Regions from separate parts of the Homo sapiens genome. Here region 2 is linked to region 1. Evidence: chromatin loops called from intact Hi-C (ENCODE). Cell type or tissue: OCI-LY7. All regions are shown on one strand. Links, peaks and the distances in the headings refer to the core of each region. The heading gives the core; the rest is flanking DNA.

Region 1 (9,247 bases), core at 653-8,652:
AGGCTTGTCTCAAACTCCTGGCCTCAGGTGATCCGCCCACCTTGGCCTCCCAAAGTGCTGGGATTACAGTCATAAGCCACCACGCCCAGCAAATACCTGTAACTTTTATTGCCAAGGGAAGAGGGGGTTGAAAAAAAACAGTGTAGGGCCCTTCCCAGCTTGGGCTTAGGGAAAGAGAGAGAGAGGCATGAGATTTACTGATAGCAAATCTCCTGGGTTAAATGAAGGTGGTCTTATTTCTTAGGGTTGGGCTACTGCTAGTTGTGTTAATTTTTGTTGGAAGTGAGCTAGAGAGGTTACATACTTAACCAAATTAGGTTTTCTGCTTTAATAGAAAAATCGTTGGTAAGAAAAGGCCATTTATAGAGCTTAGACCTAACTTTGTTTTTGTTTGTTTGTTTGAGACAGAGTCCCACTCTGTCTCCCAGGCTGGAGTGCAGTGCCGCGATCTCGGTTCACTGTAAGTTCTGCCTCCTGGGTTCATGCCATTCTCCCACCTCAGCCTCCCTAGTAACTGGGACTACAGGCGCCCGCCACCACACCCAGCTTATTTTGTTTTTATATTTTTAGTAGAGATGGGGTTTCAACGTATTAGCCAGGATGGTCTTGATCTCCTGACCTTGTGATCCACCAGCCTCGGCCTCCCAAAGTGCTAGGATTACAGGCCTGAGCCACCGCACCCAGGTTACACCTAACTTGGAAGGCATATTTCTTACCCATAGTAAGGCCATGGGAAGAAGAGTGACAAGTTTTTTAAGGTGTCTCTTGATAATATCATTTGTTCTATACCTTTACTGAGAATTGGGATTTTTAAGCACAATGGAGACCATATTCTGTGCCTAGCACATTTGAGACTCCCATGTGACAGCTGCCTTAAATGAGGGGCCATTGTCACTTTGAAGGTATTTAGGTAGACCAAAGCAGGGGTTTTTTTTGTTTGTTTATCTTTTTCTGAAACAGAGTCTCGCTTTGTCACCCAGGCTGGAGTGCAGTGGCATGATCTCAGCTCACTGCAACCTCCGCCTCCCAGGTTCAAGCAATTCTCCTGCCTCAGCCTCCTGAATAGCTAGGATTACAGGTGTGCACCACCATGCCTAATTTTTTTGTATTTTTAGTAGTGACGAAGTTTCACCATGTTGGCCAGGCTGGTCTCGAACTCCTGAACTCGTGATCCGCTCGCCTCGGCCTCCCAAAGTGCTGGGACTACAGGCCTGAGCCACCGCGCCTGGCTGGAGTTATTTTATTAATTAACACTTTTATTACCTCAGAGGTCTTTTCTGTATGGCATGGAAATGCTTCCACCCAGTTAGTAAAAGTATATACCCAAAACAGAAGGTATTGGATACCCTTTGTCTTTGGCATGCGGGTGAAGTCTATCAGCCAGTCCTCCCCCTGGATAGCTTCTTATTTTTTGGGTTTTAGGAGGAAGGAGCCACCTGTTCAGTGGATTATTTTTAAGACAGACTTCACAGGAATTAACAACCTATTTGACTGTTTTTAGTAAGTTCTCTTCTGAAAACAATCTCTGGGCATAGTGATAAGTTTTATCCTTTCTTAAGTGAAAAACTTGGTGAAAGATTCTAAGGATTTTCCTTTGGCTGAAGGCTGGCGAATGGAGTTTGCCATCCTCTGATTGTAGCCATCCTGAGGTCTAAAAATATACCCTCGAAAAGTGGCCCATTCTATTTCTGCAGGGGAGTACTGAGGCTTAATTTCTCTTATGGAGCCTTCCCAGGTTAGAGGGGCTTGAAGTGTGTTGATGCCTCAAGGCTTCCTTGCTGCTGACTTAATTGCCTGATTAGCTAACGTATTTCCTTCGGCTACTTCATCTGTTCCCTTTTGATGTCCCTTACAATGCATCATTGCTATTTTTCATGGAAGAAAAACGGAGAATAATTTTCTGGTGATACTTTAAAAGAGATCCATTAGCGGTAAGAAAATGTATTTTCTTCCAAATGGCAGCATGAGCATGAAGAACCAAGAAAGCATACTTTTAGTCTGTGTAAATGTTAGCTACCTTTCCTTTGTTTAATTCAAGTCCTCTTGTAAGAGCTATCAGTTCAGCTAATTGAGCGTTTGTGCTGGGGAGAGAGACACACTTTTAATAACGTTGTTTAGAGTGACTACTGAGTATCTTGCCTTATGTATTTTTTGCTTTACTGGCTATTTGTTACCTAAGAGGTCCCCCTAGAGGACAGTAATTGTGTCATGTTGTGTGGGGTGTAAGTTAAATTCTCTAGTATAATTAAAGAGAATTATGATTATAATTTCCAGGGTTAATTTGGAGACTTTTCTAAGTAGTAGAGCCACCATGGCAGTGGCTACAGGAAGAGGGGAGACCTGAATTAGAGAACAGAAAAGAGGGAGACTGGCTCTATTGTTTAGAAGGATGATTATCTTCCTTCTTTTAATTTCCAGAATCACCTTGGGATCCTAGGCTATAATGGCAGTTTGAGCTGCTGGAGCTGGGGGTTGGGTCCCTAGGACCCATTATTCCTGCCAAACGATCTGTGAGACTGGTTCTGAATCTAGTGACCTCATCTCTGGGGGCAGTTTGCTCTCTAGTGTCTCTGCCACAGCCTGCAGAGGGTTGAGGTGGCTTCTTCTTGATGCTTGGGCACTGCTTCTTAAAGTACCCTGACTTGCCAGACTGATAGCAATGAGCAGATGAACCTTGGAAATCCTGGACATTGCAGGCTTGCAAAGCAACTACTAGAGCCTTTGTCCTTCTCCTGAGTTTCCTCGCTTTCTCTTGGGTTTTCTCCTGGTCCCTATTATAAAAGGCTGAAGTGGCTACCTTCAGGAGGTTCTCTAAGGTGCTATCTGATTCTATAGCCTGCTTTTGTAGTTTCTTTTTTAATATCAAGAGCTTGGCCTGGCGCGGTGGCTCACGCCTGTAATCCCAGCACTTTGGGAGGCCGAGGCGGGCGGATCACGAGGTCAGGAGATGGAGACCATGGTGAAACCCTGTCTCTACTAAAAATACAAAAAATTAGCTGGGTGCAGTGGCGGGCGCCTGTAGTCCCAGCTACTCGGGAGGCTGAGGCAGGAGAATGGCGTGAATCCCGAGGCAGAGCTTGCAGTGAGCTGAGATCGCACCACTGCACTCCAGCCTGAGCCACAGAGCGAGACTCCGTCTCAAAAAAAAAAAAAAAAAAAAAAATATCGAGAGCTTCGTGCGTAATAAACCTGTCCTTTAGAATGCACTATTTGTTGATTGGATCAGAAGAAAAGGAGATATGCTCTATTAGTGCCTCTCTCTGCCTTTTCATAAAGGCTGCAAGACTCTTTTCTGGCATTTGGTCTATCATGGACAGTTTAGAGTAAGAGATTTGTCCTCATGGACAGTTTAGAGTAAGAGATTTGTCCCTATTCATAAACCCTCTAATATGCATATTAAAGTGTTTTTTTTTTTTTCCATTTATCTGCAGAGCTATTGGAGTTCCAACCAGGGTTGTAAAGAGGAACTGCTTCCCTTCCTATTGGGAATGGTGTTTCTGTTATTTCTTCACTTTCTCCTTTTTAAATTTTGGTGCATTATAGGCGACATATTGTTCATTTCTGCAATTCTCTGCTGCCTGTAGAGCTGCCTGCTTTTCAGCTGCAGTTAGGGTTTGGTTTAGGAGCAGCACAACATCCTTCTATGTGAGGTGAAACACCTGAGTCAAATTTTGGAAAGCTTCTATATACCTATTGGGGGTTGTCAGAAAATCAGCCTAAGTCTTCCTTTATTTGGCTAAGGTCTTGTAATAAGAGAACTTGAGATGGCTCTAAATAAGGGGGATTCTCAAATGGCTTCCCTGGAACTTGCTTTTCTAATTCTGGTGAATCATTTTCTATAAGCCTGCCTGATATGACTTTTTAAAAAGCTGGGTTGATCTTACACTACCTGCAAAGGTGTAGTATAAATGTCATGCCCTTGTGCAAAAGAAAATGGTTGCTTTCTTCTTCAAAGTCCGGAGGTTAAAGAAGTTCCAGTGTTACAGAATGCACTCCAGAGGGTTGCAAGCTGAAGTTGGTCTGTTGCCCATCTAGAAAAAGTGAGAATAAAAGGGTCCTTTTAGTCTCCCTTTTTTTTGGTATGACCAAGGGTGAAGGGGAAAACAGTGGGAGTGTCACCTCTACTCTTTTCTCTCCTTGGTTCCTGGGTCCTGTCACCATGTTAAATGTGTCACTCATGGTTGTGGGTGTGACCTCTCCAAGCCATGAAACCAGATGAACTAGGTGATGGATTTTAGCCACAATTACCCATATAGCCTTATTTGTCCACTTGTGATTTCCCTTTGACTTTCTAGACTTGTGTGATCTGTGTGCCACCCCAAAAAATGGATTTTGGGAAAGAATATGTAATAGTTGCCTTTGGGCAAGGCTCATTTAATGGAGGGATTGTGCTAGATGGAACTCTGTATTCTACTCTTATGCCCCATGCTAAATCATTTACCCTTAGAAAATGATTCTGGTTAACTTTTGGATGTAAAGTTCCCTTACTAATTAAGTACTATTTTAATTAGAGACAGAATAGGTGCCTTAAAGAACACAAGGGACCTAATGGCATTTTTCCTGCTGATAGGACAGTATTCAAACTAAAATTTAGCTATGGAAGACATTTTACTCTTAATTGTTAAAGGCAGCATTTTCCCATTCACAGAAGGGCATAGAGCCTGATTTTTAGCGGTGCAAAAAGGGAGAATTGGGAAGCTACAGTGTATTGCAAAAGACTGACAATGTGCCTCATGGAGATAATTTCTATTTCCACTAGGTGGTGCTGTTGGCTTAGAAATACCATGTACTCACGGAGGACGTGTATTGGGTTAGTATGGCATTTGCCGATCTTTCCTAACAGAACTGTTCCCCCGAATTGTAAAAATTCCTGCACATTTCATACACAGAGAAAAGACATGGTGACTGCAGATAGAAAAGGAGAAATTTTGCAACAGGATAGATGGAGATTCTCTTTGCTAACACCTGGATGAGTGGTCAGAAGTTGGCTTTAGTCCAGAAGCCTTTGGATAACACCAGGGTATGCCCTGGCCCGAAATTTTCAGTTGCTCCAAAACCTCTCCCAGCCCCATGTAATGGCTAGGTCCTCCATGAAAGAAAACTGGTTTAAAGCATGGCCAATGTGTGTATTGCAGGGGATTCATCCTCTCCCCAGTAACCCTCACATTTGAGTCTTCAAGAACAGTAGCCATGCTAATCACATTTTTAAATGGCTGTTTGGATGCCCATTATTAATTTGATTTGATTTTATAATAAGGCCCATAGCCTCAAAATTAAAGGACAGATTCTGAGGTTCACTTCCATACTTATTGCTTTGATGTTTATACCTATCATTCCATTTCTGATTCTGAAGGAGCCCCCAAATGAAGTGGCTTTGTTCTGTGGGGACATACCTGAGGTTTCTTGTCTCATACAGAGAAGATTAATGACATGGACACGCACACACGGAGTGAGTTTAAGAAGCAGAAAGTTTAATAGAAGAAAGGGAGAGACAGAGCTTCCTCTTTCAGAAAAAGTGGGTCACCCAAGGGGGTTTCTGAGTTTGGGGCAGAATAGATTCAATTTTATAGAGGATTGGATTGAGGAGGCAGTGATTGATTTACACAGGGCCCAGGAGATTGGTTTGACCAGGTGTGCCATTTACATAGCCCACAAAGAAAATGTCCCTTCTACCCTAATCTTTTATTATGTAAATGTAATCTCTACCTGGCCGATGCCATGACACCTGCACACGTGATGACAGAAAAAGGAGGGAAAATTGTCATGTGTGGTGTACCTGGCTTTTAGTATAGCTCCTGGCATTTGCATATGCAAGCTTCCAGCTTGCTGATCTATGCTTACAGCTTCACGTTTTAGGCTGCTTTCTTTTAGGAAAACAAATAGCTCTGGGGCCCTGTTTTATTAAAGAAAAATTCCATTGAGAACCCTTACTCTTACTAACTCCCTAAAATAATTTTGATTTAACTCCTGTATTAATATTGCCTGTATGCTAAGTCCAGTGATGTCAAAATGCTCCTTCTGGGCATGGCCTTAGCAGGAAAGACAAATCACCTGGTGTCATGGCCCAGCAATATGTCACAACATTTTCTATGGGCAGAATACAGGTAAGAGAGAGTCACATTTCCTAGGTGATAAATAAAAAGATATTTTACAAGGTCCCTTGTGGGCAGGGCCCAGGCAGAAGCACCCCATCCCATAGGTATGGGTCCCAGATATGTGTAATAATCTCCAAAATATGTGGGGCCCAGGGAAAACAGAAGAGTTTCATCACCTAGATGCTAGGTCCACCTACATGCTAGATGCTACCAGGTTTCATCACCTAGATGCTAGATGCAAAATCAGAGATATGTCACAATCCCTGATTTTGGCAGGGCCCCGGCAGAAGAGGAGAGTGAAATCAATCACCACCTCTTCTCCGTCACCTGGGTGATGAATAAACAGATATGTTCTAATACCTCTGTAGGCCGGGCCCATGCAGATTTGCATCATGAAAGTGTTAGACCCAGCCATATGTCACAATACTCAATGTATGCAGGGCCCAGGCAGGAGAAGGAAGTCACATTACCTAGGTGCTGGGCCCAGTCATATATCACAATCTGTCCTTGGGCAGAGAGATCAAGCAATAGAGGAAAGTCACTTCACCTGGGTGTTAGGGCCAGCAATATTTCACAATTCTCTCTGTGAAAAGTGCTTAGACAAAATTATAGGCTCACATCATCCAGGTGCTAGGTTTAGTCATTTGCCACAATCCCATCTGTAGGGCCCAGGCAGAAGGGTCAAATCACTTAGGTGCTGGGAAAAGGTGTATGTCACAATCACACCTGCAAGGTCTAGGGATTATATTAAACATCCCACACACGTCCTGGTTCTAGGTATGAGAGTCAATACCTTCTCTATTTTGGGTCTAATTTCGTGAGTCATAGTCTTAAAGGTGGCTAGATCTGTGTCTGAAAGCCTCAATCCCTCCTGTGAACTATTTTCCCCTAGTGGAGTCAGAGGCTCACAAGAGTGCTGAATCTTTATCTGAGAGTCACCAACCCAGCTGTGGGCCAGATCCACATGATTCAATTTTCCAAATTTCAGCTGGCTTTGTGTGTGAGGTTCAGAACCTCAACAGCGGGTTGTTTATGTGGGTGCAGGACAATCTTTACTGTTGAAAGTGTGTGCATACAAGTGTCGTAATCTCACCTGTGTGCTTGGCCCTGTTAGGACACTCTCTGTACTATGCTAGGGCTTTATGTTTTGCATGAGAGTCACAATCTATTCTAAGACATTTGTGCTGGTATGAACCTATAATCATATCTGTGTTCTTAACCCCAGGTATAAGAGTCAACATCTCCCTAATTTTCTGTGTCTAGATAGGAGAGCCCTCACCTTTCTATGAGCTGCATTTAAAAATGTTTTACTATCCCATATCTGGCTGGATGTTCACATATGACAATTCCAAATGTGGACTGCATCCATATGTGAGATTACAAGTAGGGTCTGTCCGTCTGTGAGAATTACAATTTTAATGGATAGTAGGGTGTGCATACACACAAGTAAATCTCACCTGTGCACTGGGCTCTGCAATGACACACTGTGTACAACCTGAAGACTTTATACCATATGTGAGAGTGTGATACTCCTTTCTGACCTTTATAAAAACAGAAGACCCAGAATCTTATCCATTTTTCTAAGCCTAGCTATGAGAGACTGTATCAACTATTGGCTGGTTCAATATATGAGAGTCATCATCACACCTATGAGCTGGAACAACATTATGTGTAACAAATCCACGTGCAGGTAGGTAATAAGCAGGGGAGTCACATCACCCGGGTGCTGGGCCAAAGATTTGTACAATATTACTTGAGGGCAGGGACCGGGAAGGATAGTAACATCCCTTGGCTGCTGAGCCCAGAGATATGTTACAATGCTCCCTGTGGGCAGGGTTCAGGCAAGAGAGACACATCACCTGGTTGCTAGGTCCAGCAATATGTCACAATCTTCCCTGTAAGCAGGGTGCAAATGGAAGACAATAGTCACATTTCCTAGGTAATGAATGCTGAGATGTCACAAGGCCTTCTGTGAGCAAAGCCCACTCATGTGCCTCCCATCCATCCCCTATATCACAATACCCAAATATGTGAGCCCCAGGCAAAATAGGAGTCACCTCACCTAGGTTCTGGGTCCAGTGATACATTATAATCCTCTTTTTGGCAAGGCCCAGGCAAAAGAGGCACAAAAGAGAAATGGCAGGGGATGAATGAAAAAATATTTCATATCTCCATGGACAGAGCCCATGCAGAAGAGTCACATCAACTAGGTGATGGACCCAGACATATGTTTCATATACTATGTGAACAGGGCCCAAGCATAAGAGAGTTACATCATCTAAGTGCTGGGAATATTGATACATCATAGTCGCTTCTTGGGCAGAGTCTAAGTAGTGGAGGACAGTCATACCACCTATGGGCTGGGTCCAGAAATATGTCTTGATACTTCCTGAGGGGAGAGCCCAGGCAGTATTATCACATCACCTGGGTGCTGGAACAGAGATATGTCATGGTCTTCTCTGAAAGCAAGGACCAGGCAGGAGGCTCATGTCACATTTGGCCAGTGATAAGTCACAATTCCTTTCTAAAAGCAGGGCTTGGGCAGTAGTCACATCACCTAGTTTCTGAGACCAGGTGTCACAGGGGGCTCCACAGGGAGCATTGTAACATATCACTGGGCTCAGAAACCAGCTGTCACAATACTTCTGGTGGGCTAGGCCCAGGCTGGAGACACATCACCTAGTTGTTGTGTTATGTCACCATCTTCCCTGTGGGCAGGTGCAGGCAGAAGAGATGAGAGACGTATGCCCTATGTGATGGATACAGAGTAATGTCAGAAAGCTGCCTGTAGTCAGGGCTGAAGCAAAAATGTCTCATTTCCTAGGTGTTGGGCCCAGCAATATGTCACAATACCAAAAACATGCAAGGTCCAGGCAAAAGAGGAGAGTCACATCACTTAAGTGCTGGGTTCAGTGATAAGTCACTATCATTCTTTCTGGCAGGGCCCAGGCAGAAGTGAGTCACATCACCTAGATGACTAAAAAAATGTGTCATAATACCCCTGTGGGCAGGGTCCATGCAGGACAGTCACATGACCTAGACATTATTCCCAGCCGTATGTCACAAAAACAATGAATGTAGAGCCCCGGCAGGAGAGTCACATAGCCTTGGTGCTGGGTCCAGTGATACATCACAGTTTTTTATTGGGCAGA
Region 2 (9,247 bases), core at 636-8,635, 1.6 Mb after region 1:
CCCAAGGTTACCCTGTCTTCTATCCCCCAACAAAGAGTAGTGCCAGACACAGAATAGATGCTCCAAAGATACAAAAAGAATGAAGGAAGGAATGAGTGAAGCAGCAGCCACCGCAGTATCCCCTGAGGTGTGTTCCCCAGTAGCCACCAGCCTCCTTTTTTTTTTTTTGAGACAGCGTCTTACTATGTCACCCAGGCTGGAATGCAGTAGTGTGATCTCGGCTCACTGCAACCTCCACTTCTGCCTCCTGGATTCAAGTGATTCCCCTGCCTCAGCCTCCCAAGTAGCTGGGATTACAGGCACTCACCACTGTGCCTGGCTTTTTTTTTTTTTTGAGACGGAGTCTCACTTTGTCACCAGGCTGGAGTGCAGTGGTGCAATCCCAGCTCACTGCAAACTCTGACTTTCTGGTTCAAATGATTCTTCTGCCTCAGCCTCCCGCATAGCTGAGAAGCTGGGATTACAGGCACACACCACCACACCCAGCTTATTTTTCTATTTTTAATAGAAATGGGATTTCACCATCTTGGCCAGGCTGGTCTCAAACTCCTGACCTCAGGTGATCCACCCACGTACGCCTCCTGAAGTGCTGGGATTACACACGTGAGCCTCCCTGTCAAGGGTCAGTTTAGGTACTATTTTCTTTTTTTTTGGAGACAGAGTTTTGCTCTTGTTGCCCAGGCTGGAGTACAATGGTGCGATCTCAGCTCACCACAACCTCCGCCTCCCGGGTTGAAGCAATTCTCCTGCCTCAGCCTCCTGAGTAGCTGGGATTACAGGCATGTGTCACCATGCCTGGCTAATTTTGTATTTTTAGTAAAGACGGGGTTTCGCCATGTTGGCCAGGCTGGTCTCAAATTTCTGACCTCAAATGATCCACCCACCTCAGCCTCCCACAGTGCTGGGATTGCAGGCATGAGCCACCATGCCTGGCCAGTTTGAGTGCTTTCTATCAATCCACCCTTGTCTCCTGACTCTTCCTCCTCTTCATAGCATTAATTGAGTCCATCTAGTGAGTTTTAAATTTTTGTTATTGTATTTTTGTTTTAAATTTTCCATTTGAGGCTAGGTACTGTGGCTCATGCCTGTAATCCCAGCACTCTGGGAAGCCAAGGTGGTAGAATCACTTCAGTTCAGGAGTTTGTGACCAGTCTGGGTGACATAGCAAGACCCTGTCTCTACAAAAAGCACAAAAATTGTGCTCACTTTGGAAGCACATATACTCAAATTGGAACTATACAGTGAACATTAGCATGGCCCCTGCACAAGGATGACATGCAAATTTGTGATGCATTCCATATTCTTGCCACAGTCTGCTGCCTGTTACTTTGCTTTGCTTCCCTTCCCTGGATCCTGCCATAATGTCACAGGGCCCGTGAGGCCATAGCCTTCCCGTGTTCATCTCCCATTGCACCACTGAGGTTCGCGATTGGAGAAAAATCTGGCCAACCCCACTCAGGTGTGGCACCTTGCCACCTGCCCCCTCGTGCAACAATAAATAAATAAATAAATAAATAAATAAATAAATAAATAAAAGTACAACAATTAGCCAGACGTGGTGGTACATGCTTTTGGTCCCAGCTACTAGGGAGGCTGAGGTGGGAGGATCACTTGAGTCCGGGAGGCAGAGGCTGCAGTGAGCTGAGATCATGTCACTGCACACCAGCCTGGGCAACAGAGTGAGACTCTGTCTTAAAAAAAGAGGGCCAGGCATGGTGGCTCATGCTTGTAATCCCAGCTACTTAGGAGGCTGAGGCAGGAGAATCGCTTGAACCTGGGAGGGGGAGGCTGGAGTGAGCTGAGATTGTGACAGGGCACTCCAGCCTGTGTGACAAGAGCCAAACTCCGTCTCAAAACCTCAAAACAAAACAAAACAACAAAACAAGGCTGGGTGCAGTGGCTCATGCCTGTAATCCTGGCACTTTGGGAGGCCGAGGAGGGTAGATCACCTGAGGTCAGGGGTTCAAGACCAGCCTGGGCAACATGGTGAAATTCTGTCTCTACTAAAAATACAAAAATTAGGCCTGGCATGATGGCTCATGCCTGTAATTCCAGTACTTTGGGAGGGCGAGGCAGGTGGATCATGAGGTCAGGAGATCGAGACCATCCTGGCTAACACAGTGAAACCTCATCTCTACAAAAATACAAAAAATTAGCCGGGCGTGGTGGTGGGTTCCTGTAGTCCCAGCTACTCGGGAGGCTGAGGCAGGAGAATCACTTGAACCCGGGAGGTGGAGGTTGCAGTGAGCCAAGATCGGTCACTGGACTCCCCCCTTGGAGACAAAGCAAGACTCTGTCTCAAAACAAAAAACAAACAAACAAACAAAAACAAAAATTAGTCAAACGTGGTGGCGGGCACCTGTAATCTCAGGTACTCAGGAGGCCAAGGCACTAGAATCACTTGAACCAGGGAGGCACAGGTTGCAGTGAGCTAAAATTGTGCCATTGCGCTCCAGCCTGGGTGACAGAGCAAGACTCCATCTCAAAAAACAAACAACCAAAAAAAAAAAACCTAATAAAAGGATAGTAAGGAAATACTAAGCAACTCTACGTATATAATCCCAAGAAGTTGGATGAAATGGACCAATTCCTTGAAAACTACAAACTACCAAAAAATACTCAATATGAAACATAATTTTTAAAATCTTGTAACAATGTTAAAAATGGAATTCATGGTTTTTCATTTTATTTTGTTTTATTTTGAGACTGCATCTCACTCTATTACCCACACTGGAGTGCAGTGGCACAATCACGGCTCGCTGCAGCCTTGACTTCCTGGGATCAGGTGATCCTCCCACCTCGGCCTCGTGAGTAGCTAGGACTACAGGTGCCTGCCACCACATCCAGCTATTTTTTTATTTTTTTGTAGAGACGGGGTTTTGCCAAGTTGCCCAGGCTAGTCTCCAACTCCTGGGGCTCAAGCAATCCACCTGCCTCGGCCTCCCAAAGTGTTAAGATTACAGGCGTGAGTCACCAGGCCTGGCTGAATTCTTCTTTTTTTTATGACCAGATTTTCACAGAGTCAAATCTGATCCTTTTATTCTCAGAGTTCAAGTCTCAGCATTAAAATGTATAGCATCAGTATAACCTACCCTGTAGAAAGCTGCCCAATATGTGCCAGGGCATGCTCCTTAACCCACACATCCTTACTGGCTAGAAGTTTCTAGAGGAGGAGACCCTATATGCAATGTTGGTCCACTATTTCTCCATTTTTCTATGGCTTAAGTAAAAGAAGATATTGACTTTGGGATGTCAGCTCAGAGATTGAACAAAGATGTCTCAGTGGATAGGACTATATGCTCTTAGCTGGGGAGTAAATGCCAGCTCTCACTTAAAATACATCCAGGGACCTTACTTCCTGCAAAAGTTCCTTCCAACTTTGAGGCCCTAAGAGATCACTAGAGATATGTGAAAGGCCTCTGAACTTGGTCCCACCACAGGCCAAGTTTGTATTAATTCTCAGGTGAAAACACATTAAACAGGTTTAACCTATTTTTTGATAGCCAAGAAATCAGTCAGTGGGGAGCCAAGAAAAGCTTTGAGGATGATAAAGTCATTTACTTTGTATTAACAGAAGTTAAGAAGTCCTTTTCTGGAACCTTTATTTGGAAGTCCACAATGCCTCCCTAACCAAAATAAATAAATCCTGCCCCCCGCCTCTTTTCTTCATAAGCCCCTGGTTACTGCACAGTATCCTCTATCCCCAAATATGCCTGGCTAATTGATCCTCTTAATATTAGGGAGTGACTTTCTCAGATGATTTCTTCCTAACCTTTTTGACTGCTTATAATCCTATTAGCAAGATTCTATCGTAGAATATTAATGTGGTTGTATCTGATATAAAGATCTTCAAGATCCCAGATGGCCTTAAACATGGGCAATTGGACATATTTCCCAATGAGATTGAAATCATTAATGGGACCGAAGACGATTTTAATGTGAGGACAGAGAGGTAGCTGTGCTTTAATTTCTGTAACTTAAGATCATTCTAAGAACATTTAGATATCTATGTTTTCATTTATTTAAGATTCATCTTTAATTATATTGTATACTTTTATTACATTTCTATTACATTCAAAATTTTCAGATTTCTTCCTGTGTGAATCATACTGGGAATTCTACAACTCTTAAACTGGCCACTTGTTTAGTTTTTGGTTTAAAATTGTTGAAGGTAGTATCCTAGATTTAGCACCACCTACTGGCTTCTCATGGAAAAAATTTATTTTTTCATTCACCAAGCAACCCACAGGGATTTAGATCAATTTAATTGTGCAGATCTTTTCAACTGCTTACTGAGAGAGAAGGAGGGAAAAAAGTTTCTATTTTGTAAGGAGAGAGGGTTTCCAAGATAACGATGGGGACGGAAGGAAAGAAGACCCACAAAGTGAATTGGCATTGGATCACTCTCTGACCTCAAACAGTTTACTATTTAAACTGTGACAAAGAAATAATCACAAACTGAAAACCTGCTAAATTTTCTAGAACTTTCTATGGGATGCTAAAATATAGGTATTGTTTAAAATCTTGGATTACTAAATTAATTTTGCAATGTCTGTCTCAGTCTTGATATAAAGAAAGAAAGTTCTATTTGGAATTCTGTCTTGAGTGTGTGGTCTGTCCAAGAATATCTAAATGAATAACTTTTCATCATTGAAGATTAACACTTATTTTTTATATTTATTTTTCATGGTCATAAACAATCAAGTAGCACCCTGATTTTTTTCTTAACATGCATCAAATAGCCACACCGTGGTGGTGTATATACAAGGGGGAAAAGTTCCAAACATACAATTATAAAGACACATCCTTAGCCATAATAGATGTGTTACCTTTCTTAAAAATGGTAGTTGGTTTATTTTCTCTAATTTGTATGAAAGTCTAGTGATTAAAACAGCTACTATAACAATACAAAAAAATGATGTCTTCAGAATACATAAATTGTTAATTAGAAAAATAATTTGATATGCTAAATATTTTCTTCCTAGTTAAAAGAAATGTGAAATATTTGGATAGCTGTTTCTTAAATGCAATATTTACTTATTTTAAGAGCCAGTAATAAGTATATAGAAATTCCAGTGAGAAGTATATGTCTGTTGCATTTTTGCAACTCTATCCCAGTAAGAATGTGGTCATGTTTTGTTTACTGTTTACTGATAGTGTAAGCAACTAATTAACCTGGGCATTCATTGATATAACTATATTTCAAGTCTTCAAAAAGCTCCGTTATGGAAGTAGAAGAGAAGTGGATATATAAGATAGTTTGAATAATAAGAACAAATTTGATAAAAATATTTCAATTACAATTGATTTTTCTCTCTGACTTTTGAAACTTTTATTTTTATTTTATTTGTTTATTTTTATTTTTTCTTTCCAACTTTTAGTTTGAAGGGGTACATGTACAGTTTTGTTACATGGCTAAATTGCATGTCACAGGGGTTTGGTGTACAGATAATTTTATCAGCCATGAAATCTTTATTTTTAAATGATGATTAGCTGAGACTTTAAAAAATAGTTATTTCTTTACTTCTTTTATCATACTGTCATTATGAAAACTCTGTGTTTTGCTATGAAAACCTGAAGTAATGATTAATTTTATTCTTCAAATTTTTATGGACTTCCAGAAAGTAAATAATATTATGTTTAAAAAGGTCTGTATCGATCTGCAGTTATTGTTATTATTCTCTTATTAGTACTACTATCTACTACTGCCAGTGACTTGTACAAATGCTTGTAAAGATCCCATTTTCATAATTCAGTATGATTCTTTGATTTAATAAATTTCTCTTCAGTAATTGGCAGGCAACATAAACTTTCATTTTATTGGCAATAAAAACAGTTTGTTTTGCTACATCATGATTTTGAAAACAATATTCAATAACATGTAAGTAATACCTGATTTCTGAATGTATCAATAGCAAGTTACACTGTTAACAAGTTTACATAATTTTATGTGTCATCACCCTTCCTTTTATTATTAAATTTTGATCTGCAGACTACATAGATCTAACACAGCTGTTGCCAACTTTAATAGTTTTGTTTATCCTCATTGCTTTAAGATTTTTGATAATACATTGGGAATTTTGTTTTCTTTTGTTAGACTTATGTTAAATATCAAACTTACCTTGTGGCAAATTGACTTTGTGTTTTTCTAAATTCTTCCGTACATTTAAAAAGATTTTTGTTTGTTAGTTTTGAATTATCTTGCTATTTTCCTGGGACTGAGTCCTGGAAAATAAAGAGGCATTAGTTTAATGTCTTTTTCTATCCATTTGTAGCCACAGAGATGGCAGTCAGAGGACTTCGGTTAGTATTTAGGATTTATATTTTCTGGACTGTCTTTGCAGATTTCTCAGTTGGGGTCAAGACTTCAAGAGTTATTTATTTGACCATGTAAAAATCTAAATAGAGAGGAAAATTCTGGAGTAGAGCATGGAAGTCTTGCACTGGTCTTCTGGAAGATACAATAGCATGCATCCCCAAGTGCTCTTATATCACAAAACACTAGAGATTTGCTGTGCAGAAATATGTTTGGTAAAATTCCATTTAACTCACTAATATAGTTTTTGCTTAGAATAATATGGTTGAATTCTTCCCCAAACTTCAGAGTGGGAATTAATTGCATTCATACATAATCCATGTGTTTAGAGAAAATTTTTATACACCTTTTGATAGCCATATGCTAAATAATAAGAGGGGCAACACATTTCTGAGTCATTTCAGAAATTATTAACAGGTGCGAGTAAGGAACAGCTATTTTTTCACTAAATCAAGATGACAGGGAAAGAAACTGATGTGTCAAATGAATGCAATTCCATTTGTACTTCCCCTCCATGATTAGATAATAATATTATTTTATATGTTGGAGGAAACTGAGACTTGGAGCTCAGAGCTCCACAGGTGGTAAAGGGAAATCTGACATACAAGAAGTCTTAACTGACACCTCATGTTTTTTCTTCTATACAGGGATGCTTCATTTGCGGAGAGGATTTTTTTGTTTCTTTTGTTTTTCCTAATATAAAACAACTGCTATTTATTTATTCTTGAGACATTACTTAAAATGTCTGTAGTTTGGCAAGTTTTCAACAGTGAGTGCTTACCACTAGTGGGTGCTTTGAGCAGAAACAAAAGAAAATTGTCCCACATAGATACTCTTAACTGGTCGTGAAAGGACCTTCCTGTGACCATGTCATCACATGTCTCTCCAAGACAGGTTTTCTGAAGAGAGCCAATGCATGGCATCACATTTGTGAGTTACCACTGTCGTTCTGTGGTTGGGTCAGAAGAGATGGTTCTCTGTCCTTAGTTGCTTTGCACAGAGCTTGGGAAACACATTGAACATTTACTTACTGAGTACAAAATGTAATCTCTACTCTTGAAGTTTTGCAGTGTGATGTGGAAAATTAGTCTTTTGTGCAAGGAAAACTGAACAGTTAATTATTTCATAACACAGAGCTCTATAAATATAGGTGTCTTTCTTGTCTGTCTACCAACATCTCACCGTCAACATCATACCACCTCACAATTTTACTGTTACACGTATTTGGATGTGACATTTTTCAAGCTCATTTTATGTTTGTTAGTAAAAAAACGCATATAAGTGTAACATATTATTTGAAGATTCTGTGCTTAGTTGCCTCTTCAGATGTGTAAGAAAGTCTTCCATCATTAGTTTCCTTGGAACTTGAAAAAGTGAATATTTTCAATGCAGAATGGGAAACATAAACTATAGTGGAAACAGTGTGAATGAACATGATGAGATGGATTTTGAAGACTTGATCATAAGTCCACAAGTTGATAAAATCAGTGGATTTAGAGGTCAAAGTATAAGGAGGGTTAAATGCTGCCTTTGAATTTTGGAATCTGGATATCTTGAAAACAGGTGGTATAAAACAAAACAAGAGAAAGAAATATCTAGAGGAGAGCCTGATTTGGTTGGAGGTGGGAAAATGATTCAGTTTTGAACATAGTAATTTGAAGTTCTGACGTTAACTTCTGGATTAAATGACCAATGTGCAATGGAAATTCAGGTCTAGAGCTGGGAAGACATTTAAGATTAGAAGGAGATATGACAGTATCATCTACATTGAAACTCTTAAGTGGGAATAAGTCCTGCACAAGTAGAAATTTGGGAACATCTGCATTTTTTTTTAGTGGATGTAAAAGGGGCTGATAAAAGGCAGAAAAATAGAGTTAAGATGATAGCCACTGAAACTCAGAAAAAGTGTATGGTGTGTGTGTGTGTGTATGTAAGTATTATTCAACAGAGCTAATGTTGCATAGGCTCAAAAGAAGGTAAGGCCTGAGATAAAAGCTTTGTAATCCATCACTAAAATCCATGAATTTTGAGAAGAAACTAAATGAATGTGATTGATGATCCTCAATATGATGTGGTAGCATCATAAAGAGGGCTGTTGTTCCCAGGATTGTGTGTGTCGTGTGTGTGTGTGTGTGTGTGTGTGTGTGTGTGTGTGTATGGTGGTAACATGATCTAAATAGGAGGACCAGTAGGAAGTTTTTCTGGAATTAGCTAAATTGATTTGAAATGTATATTTATATGTAAAAATAGCAGAGAATATTCTGAGAAAGAAAAGAGGGGGCTAACCAATTAGATAATAAAATACACTATAAAGCTTTCAAAAATAAATATATTTACTAGCTATGTCTACTGAAAAATCTTCAAAGCAATGTCTTTCAGGAAGCAATGAGCACATCTAGCGCACAAAGCAGGGCTTCTTAATATCATTCTCCACTCAAGAGGACAAGAACCCTTTGGTCTTCCTTAACCTAGAATTGGCTGACTCTAATTCTGGGCAGAAAAAATACAAGATGAGCCTGGGAGAACTCATTTTACCACAAAGTAAGGAAATGGTCAACGACAAATAAGGCTGTATCATTGTAAACAAGTGCTAGCTTGAAGGGCCTTACAGTTGTGCAATTTAAATCAGTTTGAATTTCAAGAGTGAATTTAACATATTGTAAACATTGAATAAAGTAAAATCCATGAGTGTGTAATGATACTCTAAATAAAAAAATAAAAAAGAAAAATGACAATAATTAAATTGAAATAATTAAATGATTAGCCTGCCTTTCTTAGTTGATGAGGGACAGCTTTTCACAAAATAATGTGAGTTAAGTGTAAGAAATGTAAGAATTAGAAAATTACTGTTTGTAACTCTCAGTGAAGTAAGTGATTCAGTCAAAGATGATCAAGTGATAAAATCATCAATTAAAATTATTTTGGTGAATA

What was found. Peaks named below come from ENCODE experiments on the same cell type or tissue, not always from the same donor. Only the 100,000 strongest peaks of a DNase experiment are listed, where the experiment ranks them.
Region 2: a loop joins it to region 1, with 20 times the contacts of the local background. A loop is called at or near these places in 29 of 110 quality-filtered maps.

Annotation. Positions count from the first base shown.
Region 1 is chr7:64,614,794-64,624,040 of GRCh38, reverse strand. It overlaps LOC100128885 (a long non-coding RNA gene), which reads right to left. Exons shown (of 3, transcript NR_077227.1): 3 at 5,452-9,247. Among named protein-coding and RNA genes, the nearest start is that of ZNF107, 47 kb to the left of the region's middle. In OCI-LY7, for the core only: CTCF peaks have their summits at 1,969, 2,179 (motif pointing left), 4,548 and 4,750 (motif pointing right); DNase peaks (open chromatin) are centred at 4,130 and 4,780.
Region 2 is chr7:63,003,521-63,012,767 of GRCh38, reverse strand. It overlaps the pseudogene RNU6-417P. Among named protein-coding and RNA genes, the nearest start is that of LINC03075, 350 kb to the left of the region's middle. In OCI-LY7, for the core only: a CTCF peak has its summit at 4,186 (motif pointing left); no DNase peak of the experiment used is centred there.